2 separate regions of the Homo sapiens genome follow, and region 2 is linked to region 1. A link is a loop called in an ENCODE intact Hi-C map of the cell type or tissue named here. Cell type or tissue: natural killer cell. All regions are shown on one strand. Links, peaks and the distances in the headings refer to the core of each region. The heading gives the core; the rest is flanking DNA.

The links. A loop is a pair of places that touch in the nucleus more often than their neighbours do. Peaks named below come from ENCODE experiments on the same cell type or tissue, not always from the same donor. Only the 100,000 strongest peaks of a DNase experiment are listed, where the experiment ranks them.
Region 2: a loop joins it to region 1, with 2.7 times the contacts of the local background. A loop is called at or near these places in 1 of 110 quality-filtered maps.

The regions. Positions count from the first base shown.
Region 1 is chr9:74,329,895-74,335,287 of GRCh38, forward strand. No RefSeq gene overlaps it. Among named protein-coding and RNA genes, the nearest start is that of RORB, 160 kb to the right of the region's middle. In natural killer cell, for the core only: no CTCF peak of the experiment used is centred there; no DNase peak of the experiment used is centred there.
Region 2 is chr9:74,242,711-74,248,103 of GRCh38, forward strand. The region is part of intron 2 of LOC101927329 (a long non-coding RNA gene); the gene reads right to left. Among named protein-coding and RNA genes, the nearest start is that of RORB, 250 kb to the right of the region's middle. In natural killer cell, for the core only: no CTCF peak of the experiment used is centred there; a DNase peak (open chromatin) is centred at 3,331; H3K27ac peaks cover 1,709 bases.

The DNA of each region.
Region 1 (5,393 bases), core at 117-5,116:
AGAGAAGGGCTGGGTGATACAGAATACTCACTTGAGGCTAGTAATTTTAACTTATTCTGATACAAGTCTGCTAGTTTACATGGTTTTCTCCAGTAATACTTACCTGCAAAGGGACCAGATATAGAAGAAATTAGCTGACTGAGGTTGATCTAGGACTGAGGTTTGTCAGGGAAAATAGCGAAAGACTAGGAAGTGGAGAAAATTTGTAAGGAAGTGACTCTAACTATGAACCTTAGGATACAAGCTACACAAAGAAGTGCAGGTCAGCAGAGGCTTTTACATAGAGGATCCATACAGTGGACAGTTTTATAAAGTCAATAAATTTTACCAGTGGTTTAATCACATGTCTCTATTTATAAAAAGTGATAGTACATCTTGTTAAGGAGAGGTTCATGCCTCTTATTTTTGTACCAAAGCTTGAGTATGAATACAAAGGTGCTTATGGATGCTGAGTACCTTAAAAAGTGGACTGCACTCAAGGGTGTCTGCTGCTTTCATCTCTATACTTGCCTTTCTATAATCTCCTGTGTACACCAGGGCTGGAGGCTTGCATGCCACATTTGTAAAACCCCCTTGCCAATTGACCTCCTAATGAGTTCTTTCAATGGGAGACAATAGCAGAAGGTTGGAAATAAGGGAGAAGGGAGATGACATTTATTTTTCCTTTTGGCCAACTCATTGACAGTACCAGCCACAGGCAACTGAAGGCAACTATAGGTAACTGAGCTCTAGCTGCGTGGGTGGCCATTTCAGCAGCATCAGTGAGACTCCAACCTCCTGGATGAGTCCAACTCAGTGGCATCAGTGTGGTTCCAATTACAGCAGAGGCAGCAGCAGCACCTCCAGCAACTCAGTATGAGGAGCAAGGTGACTCTAGCTTAGCAGCTTTAAGAACATGAATTTAGAAAACAAAACCAAAAATGTCCTTTGGTTGTTCCAGTCCCTCTCTACCTTCTCCTATTTGCTTTCCGACTTTCCAATACCTTTTACACAATTCCCTGAATCAAATCTCTGCTTAAAATATCTTGAGATGTTTCTGATTGCCTAATTGAACACTGCCTGAAAAAAGGAAGGAAACCAAGAGAATGAGTGGGAAACATTACTACTGTGGCCAGAAGCCAGATGTCAAATAACATAGAGAAAAATTAGAAACACATGTATATCAGACCTCAGGACAAGCAGAGATCTCAGATATACACCATACCCACAGGAACCTATGAATTCACAAAGTGTGGCCCAATCAGGAGTGCACAATTCAATAATCATTTAATAATCCAGCAATTTCCTATGGTCTTATAAGACCAACAGTCCATGGGTATGCTTTACAAATTAGAAGTTTTCTAGAAAATAAATCGGAGAAATGATCAAATTAATTTGTTTCTTATTCCTTTTCAAAGTATGTTGGTGAATTAAAGGTTCTGAAAAATCTTGAAGGAATAAATCTGTTTAACTTCATTTAATTCAAATGTTTCTCATATATGTATATGATATGAGTATGTAAATCTCACGCTCTGCTTTTATCTCTATCTCTGTTTCTTTTCTCATAACACCTAGTAACATCCCATTTAACACCCCTCGAAACAAGTATTCTGCTGAATGCACTTTGGGAAACTCTACTGTGAGGGAAGCTGCCCATCTGGTCCGTCTATTCTGGACTCTCAAATCTCAACTGCAGTTGGCAGTGCAGCACACTTTGACCAGATATCTATATATAAAAATGTTCCAAAAACTTTGAAGGCAACAAAAAGATTAGTGGAAATGATTAAACCAACATTGTAAAACAAATAATTTTCAGTTTAATAGCTGTTCTCATTCTAAATGTACATGTGCAGGTTTACATGCACACATACATAAACAAACAACAAACTCCATAGGGCAAGCAGTGAGTTCTGGTGTTATCAACCTCTTCTGTGAAATCATTAATGAAAATATTGCCTAATGAATGACCAAATAAATAAATGACCTAGAAATCAAGGAAGTTCTCGACCTAACCAGATAGGCTGTTTGTTAATTCGTACTTTACTGAACTTTTTTACTCAGTTTATCCTTTTGACTCAATAAACACCTAACTGGGTCCTTTCTATGTACGAGATCCAGCAACATTTTAGGAATATAAAGATAAATAGGACAGAGCCCCTGTCCTCAAGGAGTACCGGCTCAGGAAGTGGGAAAGACAAACACATAAAGAGATGACTCTGAAAATAGTGTGCTTAAAGAACAGCATTTTGTGCAGTGGCAGGGAACAATGGTAACAGCAAAACTAGATGCCTAACACATCTTTGCATATAAGTGTGTGTGTGCATATGTATAGGAGTGTGAAAGAAGAGAGAGAGAAGTGGAGGGTGTAAGTGCAAGTAGGAGCGTAGGAGTAAGGGAAGGCTCTCTTGCAATGTTGTTTGTGGTGGCAAAAGGAAAACCAGGTAGGAGAAAGAAAATCATCTCAAGGAGCTGCTATGTTCATTTACCATATTGAAATAGAAACTAGGAAGTGACAATAAGAATAAAGCCTGAGGGTTATACAAAGGTGACTCTGAGTTATGAAAAAGGTGTACTTCCTGTGCAGTCCTCACCTTTAATAAAGGACACAATTTAATTCAAAGATATGAATACTTTATGAATGAATTTCAGATCTCTGCTACCTGCCTCCACCCCACTCAAGACACACCAGGTAAGCCCTCACTTACGTCTTGTGCTTCTGGCTGAACACGAGTGTCACACTCAGGACTCCCAGATAAGAACAGAGCACTAAAAGGATGAGGATCCCATGAGAAGGAAACAAGAGCAGCACATAAATTATTCTGTGAGAGCCATAGCCTTCCTTTGCATTTTTCTTGTAGAGCTTCCCCCTTTCTTTACCCCTAGACCCCAGACAACTAGTTCAGATATGTCTGGCGTCATCTAACAATTCCCTTACATTTCTTGCTCATGCAGCAGGAGGCATTTCCTATTCTACTTAAGGAATCCAAAAGGAAACTAAGACGTTCATAAAAACTCATTTTAACAGACAATTTAATATGAATACTGATATTCATATTAAATAGTGCAATAAGTAAACACTGGCAAAAGTTCTCATCAGTGGATAAATGTTTCTTAAATCCTTATCACTAGAAACTAGTAATCCTGATCTGTAGAATCATGTCTCCAGAAACTGACTTGTCTCCAGGGGAGCAGAGGCAGGTGCTCAAAAGCTTTGCTTGTATGTCTATTACCAGTATAACGTCTCAGATATTAAACCTCTTGCAGACAAAGATCACAGACATATGATGAATAAATAAATAGATTTCATGAAAGTAACTCAACAGTACATTTGTTGACCATGGTGACCTTCACTAATAGCAACTGAAGAAGTCTTGTCAAGTGGAGAATTGCTCAAAAAAGAAACAATTATGTATAATATGGCACCTATAAAAATGGCAGTAATTAACCATAAGCAGTCAGGAGTATGGGTTGTGATTTGTAGTATGTAAAATCCAAATGTAAATTCTATGTAAATTTGGGAAGAGGTTTTAGGGATTACCTAATTCAACTTCTTTTTTATTTGACGTATGTACTACTGAAGGCCAGAGAGGCCCCTGCTGAAGGTCATTGGCAGTATACAAATTAGAACTCATGTTTGAGTCTCTTTATGGATTATATCGGGCTGCCTTATATATTCTTCAGAGGTGTCATACTGTTGATATGACATATCACTTCTCAGTACAAAGCAACAATCAGACACTCTAATCCCACTTCTCTTTTACACAGATATTACCATTTCAATGTGTGGCTTCTCATTTTGCTGAGAGGTTTTTCTTCCTCACCCACCCCCTCCTTAAATCAGGCAAAGAGACAAGTAACTGACTTCGGTTTCAAAAATGTAACCCGCAAGTGCATAATTCTTCCTGTCAGATTTCCTTTTCTGTAAGTTGGTGAGTTTATTGTGGTAGCACTCAAAAGGCTGAGCCTGAAAAGTTCTATAACATATGGCATACATTTAACATGGCTTGTGAATTAAAAATAACAGCCTGCCATCTGCCTCTGCAAGTTGATTTTATCAAAGTCTAAATGAGAAGCTCAGAGACGTGAATGTTGTCAATTAAAATAAGAAATACTCAAGTTCAATACAGAGTGACCAGTCCATGCTTTTTTTTCTTCTGCACTGGACTAAAGTTACCCATCCCCTTCACTCCTGCCAATTGAAAGAGCTGCCTAATTTTCAATCTACAGAACTATTTGTAACCATACATCTAATTTCTTTCCTATCTTCCCCAAAAAAACTTGTCACAAATTTAGCTTCCAAAGTTACCTTCCTCTAGGAATATGTTATGTGTATTTCTTCTTGAGGTTTTAGACTCCTAAACAATTGATTACAGTTTGTAAAATCTTTTCTCCATATAATATTAAAGTTCTTTTCTTCTAAACTTGACAGCCAATTAAGTAATAGATGTCAGAAGGAGGAGTTTGATGATTTTTTCATCATCATACATTCTCACATCCTGTAGAAATTTCTGGAAATGATCTAAAATGCTGAAGTGTGACTCAGAAGCCCACACATCAATTTAGCCAGATTAGCATTTATCAAGCAACTATATCAGAGACATCCCTGGAGAGGTGATGGTCACGTGAAGGGTTTAAGGCAATTGATGCTTTCAGAAAGCTGGCGCCAATAGTTGAGAAGATAAGATTTATGCCTAAGAAATGATTTGAGATGAAGCCCATCTTTGTATAGCCAAGTGCTTATCTGAGTATACTGACAATAAATACAATAATAGTTCTGAGAAAGGAGAGTTTCCTTCCTGAGTCCCTGTCATTTTTAGTCTAAGGGCAGGAGGCTTAACCTGTTTATTTTCCAATTTTATTACTGCATAAACATTTTGTGTGCAGAACAATAAAAAATATGATCATATAAAGTGCTAAATTTGTAAGCATTTTACAAAAGCCAAAGGGATAACCGTAGAGAATATAAAGTGTGCTTATTAAGTAATCTAGGTAAAGTGTCCAAGTCCACAAGAGTATCTTGATTGAAATTTAAGTAGGAAAGCTTTATAGGAACATATAATTTCTTGACTGAGATTAAAAAACAAGTAATTCAAAGTACAATACAGAAATTCCATGAATCAGATGTCACAACTATCAACACCGGGGAGTAAATCTTGCAATGGATAACTGCATGTGTTATAAACATGAAGATCTGGGCTATCTAATCATGCAGGTCCCAAGTGGCACAAATCTAGGGGGAGCCCTTCGTGTGGATGACAGTATGTATATTTTATTAATTTCTCAAGGCTGCTACAACAAATTACCACAAATGTGGTGGCTTATCACACAGAAATTTATTCTCTCTCAGTTACGGGAGCCAGGAGTCCAAAATCAAGGTGTAGAATAATGCTTCCTTGGAAGGCTCTAGGGCAAAA
Region 2 (5,393 bases), core at 267-5,266, 87 kb before region 1:
ATATCATTGCCAATGCCAGTGTCCAGAAGCTTTTCCCCTGTGTTTTCTTCTAGGAGTTTTACAGTTTCAGGTCTTACATTTAGGTATTTTATTCATTTTGATTTTATCTTCATGTATAGCATAAGATAAGGGTCCAATTTCATTTTTTTCATGTGGAAATAGTTTTTCCAGCATCATTTTTTGAAGAGACTGTACTTTCCCCATTGTGTCTTCTTGGTGCTCTTGTCAAAAATTAGTTGATCATACATGTTTGGAGTCATTTCCGAGCTCTATATTCTGTTCCGCTGGTCTAGCTCTATGCTTTTATGCCAGTACCATACTGTTTTGATTACTATAGCTTTGTAATATAATTTTAAATGAGGAAGTATGATGCTTCCAGCTTTTTTTCCCTCAGAATTGCTTTGGCTATTTGGAGTCTTTTGTGATTCCATATAAACTTTAGAATTGCTTTTTCTATATCTGTGAAGAATGCCACTAGAGTTTTGATAGTGATTACATTGAATCTACACATTGCTTTAGGTACTATGGATATTTTAACAATATTGATTCTTCTAATCCATGAGCACAAAATACTTCTCCATTTATGTGTGTCCACTTTTTAAATCAACATTCTATAGTTTTCAGTGTACATGTCCTAAGTATATTTTTATGCTATAGTAAATAAGATTTTTTTGTTTCATTTTCAACTAGGTCATTATTTGCCTATAGAAATCCTATGGACTTTTGTATGTTGATTTTATATTCTGTAACTTTACTTAATTCATTTATTAGATCTAACCATCTTTAGGTGGAGTCTTGGAGTTTTTTACATATAGGATCATGCCATCTGCAAATAGAGATAACTTTATTTCTTCCTTTCTGAGTTTGATAACTTTTGCTTTTTTTTTAATCTGATTGCTCTTGTTAATACTAGTCCTAAATAATAAGTTCAGTACTATGTAGAATACAAGTGGCAAAAGTGGTTATCCTTGTTTTGTATCTTAGAGGAAAAGCTTCCAGATTCTCCCCATTGTTTAAGACATTAGCTGTGGGTTTTTCACAAATGGACTTTATTATGCTGAAGAACATTCCTTCTATACCTAAACTGTTAAGAGTTTTTATCAAGAAAGAATATTAAAATTTATCAAATGATTTTTCTTTTTCAATTGATATCATCATTTCTTTTTCAGTCTGCTAATGTGATATATCACACTGACTGATTTGCATATATTAAACCAACCTTGCATAGCAAGGATAAATCACACTTGATGATACATAGTGTTCTTGATATGTTGTTGAATTCCATTTTCCAATATTTTATTGAAGATTTTTGCATTAATATTCATCAGAGATATTGAACTGTAGTTTTCTTTTCTTGGAGTGTCTTTGTCTGGCTTCAGTATCAAGGTGATATTGGCCTTGTAAAATGTATTAGGAAATATTCTCTCCACTCTATTTTTTGGAAGACTTTAAGAAGTGTTGATATTAACTCTTTGAAAGTTTGGTAGAATTCAACTATAAAAGCATCAGGTCCTAGGCTTTTCTCTGATGGGAGGTTTTTAATTACTACTTTAATTTCTTTGTTATTGGTCTGTTTAGGTTTTCTATTTCTTCCTGATTCCACCTTGTAGGTTGTATTTTTCTAAAAATTTATGCATTCTTTAGGTTGTCAGATTGGTTGGCATTAAATTGTTCATAATAGTCCCTTATGGTCCTTTTCGTTTCTTAGTCATCTGTTGTCATTTCTCCACTTCTGATTTTTTGATACAATAGTTGTTTTTTGATACAATAGTTGTTTCCTTTGGGTTGGCCTAATAGTGCTCTGAGTTTGGCAGATCTCTCTCACTATCCCTAATGATATATTTTTTTTGTCTGCAACACCTGTGGCCTTAATATGGAGATGGTTATTAAAGGATTATTACTTAGTTCTAATGAACTGTATTTCTCAAGAGAGATTGAATAACTATTAGGAGATGATAGATATGTGATGCTCACAAGTACTCAATTCCTGATAATGAACTCTAAAATACCATAAAAGTTTTATGTGAAACTCTAGAAATAAATACATTTACAATTAACGCTCACCATGCTATCATGTTCATTTTGGACAGAGCTCCTAGTTTCAAAAAATCTCATTGTCATTTCCTACAACTCCAGACCATCAAAAAGTCTTCTGAGCATTATACTATAAGTTTTATTGATTTTTATTTGTTATAATAAATATGACTTTGTATATTAATATGCTCCTAAAATTATTTATATAGTATGCTTTGCCTTGAGCAAGAGAAAGTTTCTTATTTTGTATCCCAGACCATTGGAAAAGAGGAAACCAAGACAGTGATACACAATATATATTTAGAAATTGCCTATCTCTTACTTAAAGGAAATAATGACAAGTTTTAAAGGTGGCAGGGACACTGCCCTTCTTAGCATTTTTTGGATATATCTTATTATTAGTAAATAAAAGCAAAAAAAAAAAAAAGTAGCTGTGCTAGAACACAAGCAAATATTTGCTTTAAAAACACAAAACTAACACAAAAAATAGATTTTATAACCTTAGGTACATGCATATCTGGTTTTGTTTTAAAATTTGGTAGGACTATTGTTGTAGTTACAGAATGCAGAAATAACTCAATGAAACTGCATAGGAAACCCTTATTCAACACTTTGCTTTTCTCTCCCCTTTCTTTGAGTAAATCTGACATTATAAGCATAACTGGTTCTCTGTGGACCTCTTAAATAATTTAAAGATGCTGAGCTTCATATTCTACAGCCCAAAGATGCTGACATTATTTTAAATTAGGTTTTAACACTTAAAACGTATTGAAGTACATTTGGGGGAGATGAAGATTTGCTACCTGTGCTCTTTTTCTGTAATAACAGCGTTCAGCAGACAGAGTTGGAATAAAATAATATCTCCATGGTTTGTTTTTAAATCTTTATCTCCAGTCAAATGACATGAGCTATGATAACACATATATGACAACTTGGTAATTTCAGAATAAATTCTGAATGCAAAGAGACTTGTTAATATCAAGTGAAAATAGAAATTCTTAAATATTTTCTAAAAAGAGCAACAGATTGCTCTTATGATGTGCCTCCCTGTTCAACAGATTTGGGTATTACAACAACTCAAGGGATGTTTGTGGCACTCTAAGCTACATGTAAGAGATTTTTGAAATGCTGAGATGTGGCCATTACTTAACTCTGTGTGACCAATATTAACAGAGTTCAGCTCTACTTGAATAATATGAAAGTTAAGAGATATACTCTTCTTTGTCGGCACCTTCATCTCTTTCTGCATGTTAGGCAGAAAGTCAGTTTCACCCCATTTCCGCATATAACTGCCACATGTGGTTTTTAAGTCCCTAGGTTGAATGTATCTGGGTCAGAGGCAAAGCTCAAAGTTGAACTAGGGCTTAGTACACTGCTTGGCCTCAATCAGAATTTTCTTTTTGTGATCAGGCATGTTCCCAGTTGCCATGCAATGTGAGTTGGCAAGGGAGAAGGGGAGCAAAAAAAAAAAAAGAAAAGAAAATCCAGAATTGGGCTCCTTGCCAAGTTTTCATAGAGTAAAAAATTGGAGCCCTTGAGAGAAGCAAATGTTTGGAACTGCTAACCCTTCTGCCCTATCACATTCCAAGTCAGTCAGATGGTCATAGCCATCTCTGCCAGAATGCGCCATGTTATTGAGCACAAAGACAGGTTTCTAGCCTCCCAGGATATGGTACCATGTGCTGGGGATTCATGAGTTTATATGAAAGATTCTTTTTCACTTGTACCTGATGCTTAGGTTTCTAAAACTTCCTTTTGCCTTTTTCTTGTCCTGTTTCCCTTCTAGATTTCATTTTCCACTGGAATCCTACATTCTGTACTCTCCTTATTCTGGTAATTAATTTTCCTTGCATGAGTAAAATTCATGGTCACTAATCATAGTTTCATATCCAAGGTGCAAAATTGTTCAAGTGTAGAAAAGAGGGACATTCCTCTCAACAGGAGGAAAAAAATATAGAAAAATATGTCAGATATGCTCAATTCCAGTGTTTTCACCTTGGTGGATGCAGCTGGCAATCATTTTGGAAAAAAATCCAAGTCAGCCAGGAGTGGTGGAAGAACACTGAATTAAGATTTTTTTTATTTAAGTGAAATTAGCATGTCAAAGAGATACACTGTCATGTTTACTACAGCATTATTCACAATAGCCAAGATATAGACTCAGACTAAGTGTCCATCAATGGATGAATGCATTTTTAAAAGTGGTATATACATACAGTGGAATACTATTCAGCCTTAAAAAAAAGAAATTATTTTATTTGCAATAACATGGATAAACCTGGAGGAAACTATGTTGTGAAATAAAGCAGGCACATAAAAACAACTACTACATGATCTCACATATATGTAGCATCTAATAAAGTAGAATTCATAAAAGCAGAGAGTAGAATGGTGATTACCAGTGACTAAGGAGAGGGGTGACCTTTGAGGAGATGTTGGTCAAAGGAAACAGAATTTCACTTAGGAGGAATAAGTTGAAGAGATCTATTGTACAATGTATAATTAATGAAAATGTATTGTATTCTTGAAAGTTGCTAAGAGGGTAGATTTCAAGTATTAACACCACCAAAAACATATAAGGTAATTCATGTGTTGATTAGCCACATTTAGCCATTTCACAAAGTATGCGTATCTCAAAAACACTATGTTTAGAAGAGCTGGTACCATACCTACTGAAACTATTCCAAAAAATTGAAAAGGAGGGACTCCTCCCTAACTCATTCTATGAAGCCAGCATCATTTTGATACCAAAACCTTGCAGAGATACAACAAAAAAGGAAAACTTCAGGTCAATGTCCTCAATGAACATTGATTTGAAAAACCCTCAACAAAATACTAGCAAACTGAATTCAGCAGCACAGCAAAAAGCTTATCTGTCATGATCAAGTAGCCTTCATCCCCAGCAATTACAACAAAAGCAAAAATTGAGAAATAGGATCTAATTAAACTAAAGAGTTTCTGCACAGCAGAAGAAGTATCAAGAGAGTAAACAACCAACCTACAGAATGGGGCAAAATATTTGCAAACCATTCATCTGACAAAAGTCTAATATCTAGCATTTATAAGGAACTTAAACAATTTTACAGGAAAAAAAACAAACCCCATTAAAAAGTGGGCAAAGGACATGAACAGACACTTCTCAAAAGAAGACATACGTGCAGCCAACAATCATATGAAAAAAAAGTGCAACATCACTGATCATTGGAGAAATACACATCAAAACCACAATGGGATATCATCTCACACCAGTTAGAATGGCTATAATTAAAAGGTCAAAAAATAACAGATGCTGGCGAAGTTGTGGAGAAAAAGGAACATTATACACTGTTGATGGGTGTAAATTAGTTGAATCATTGTGG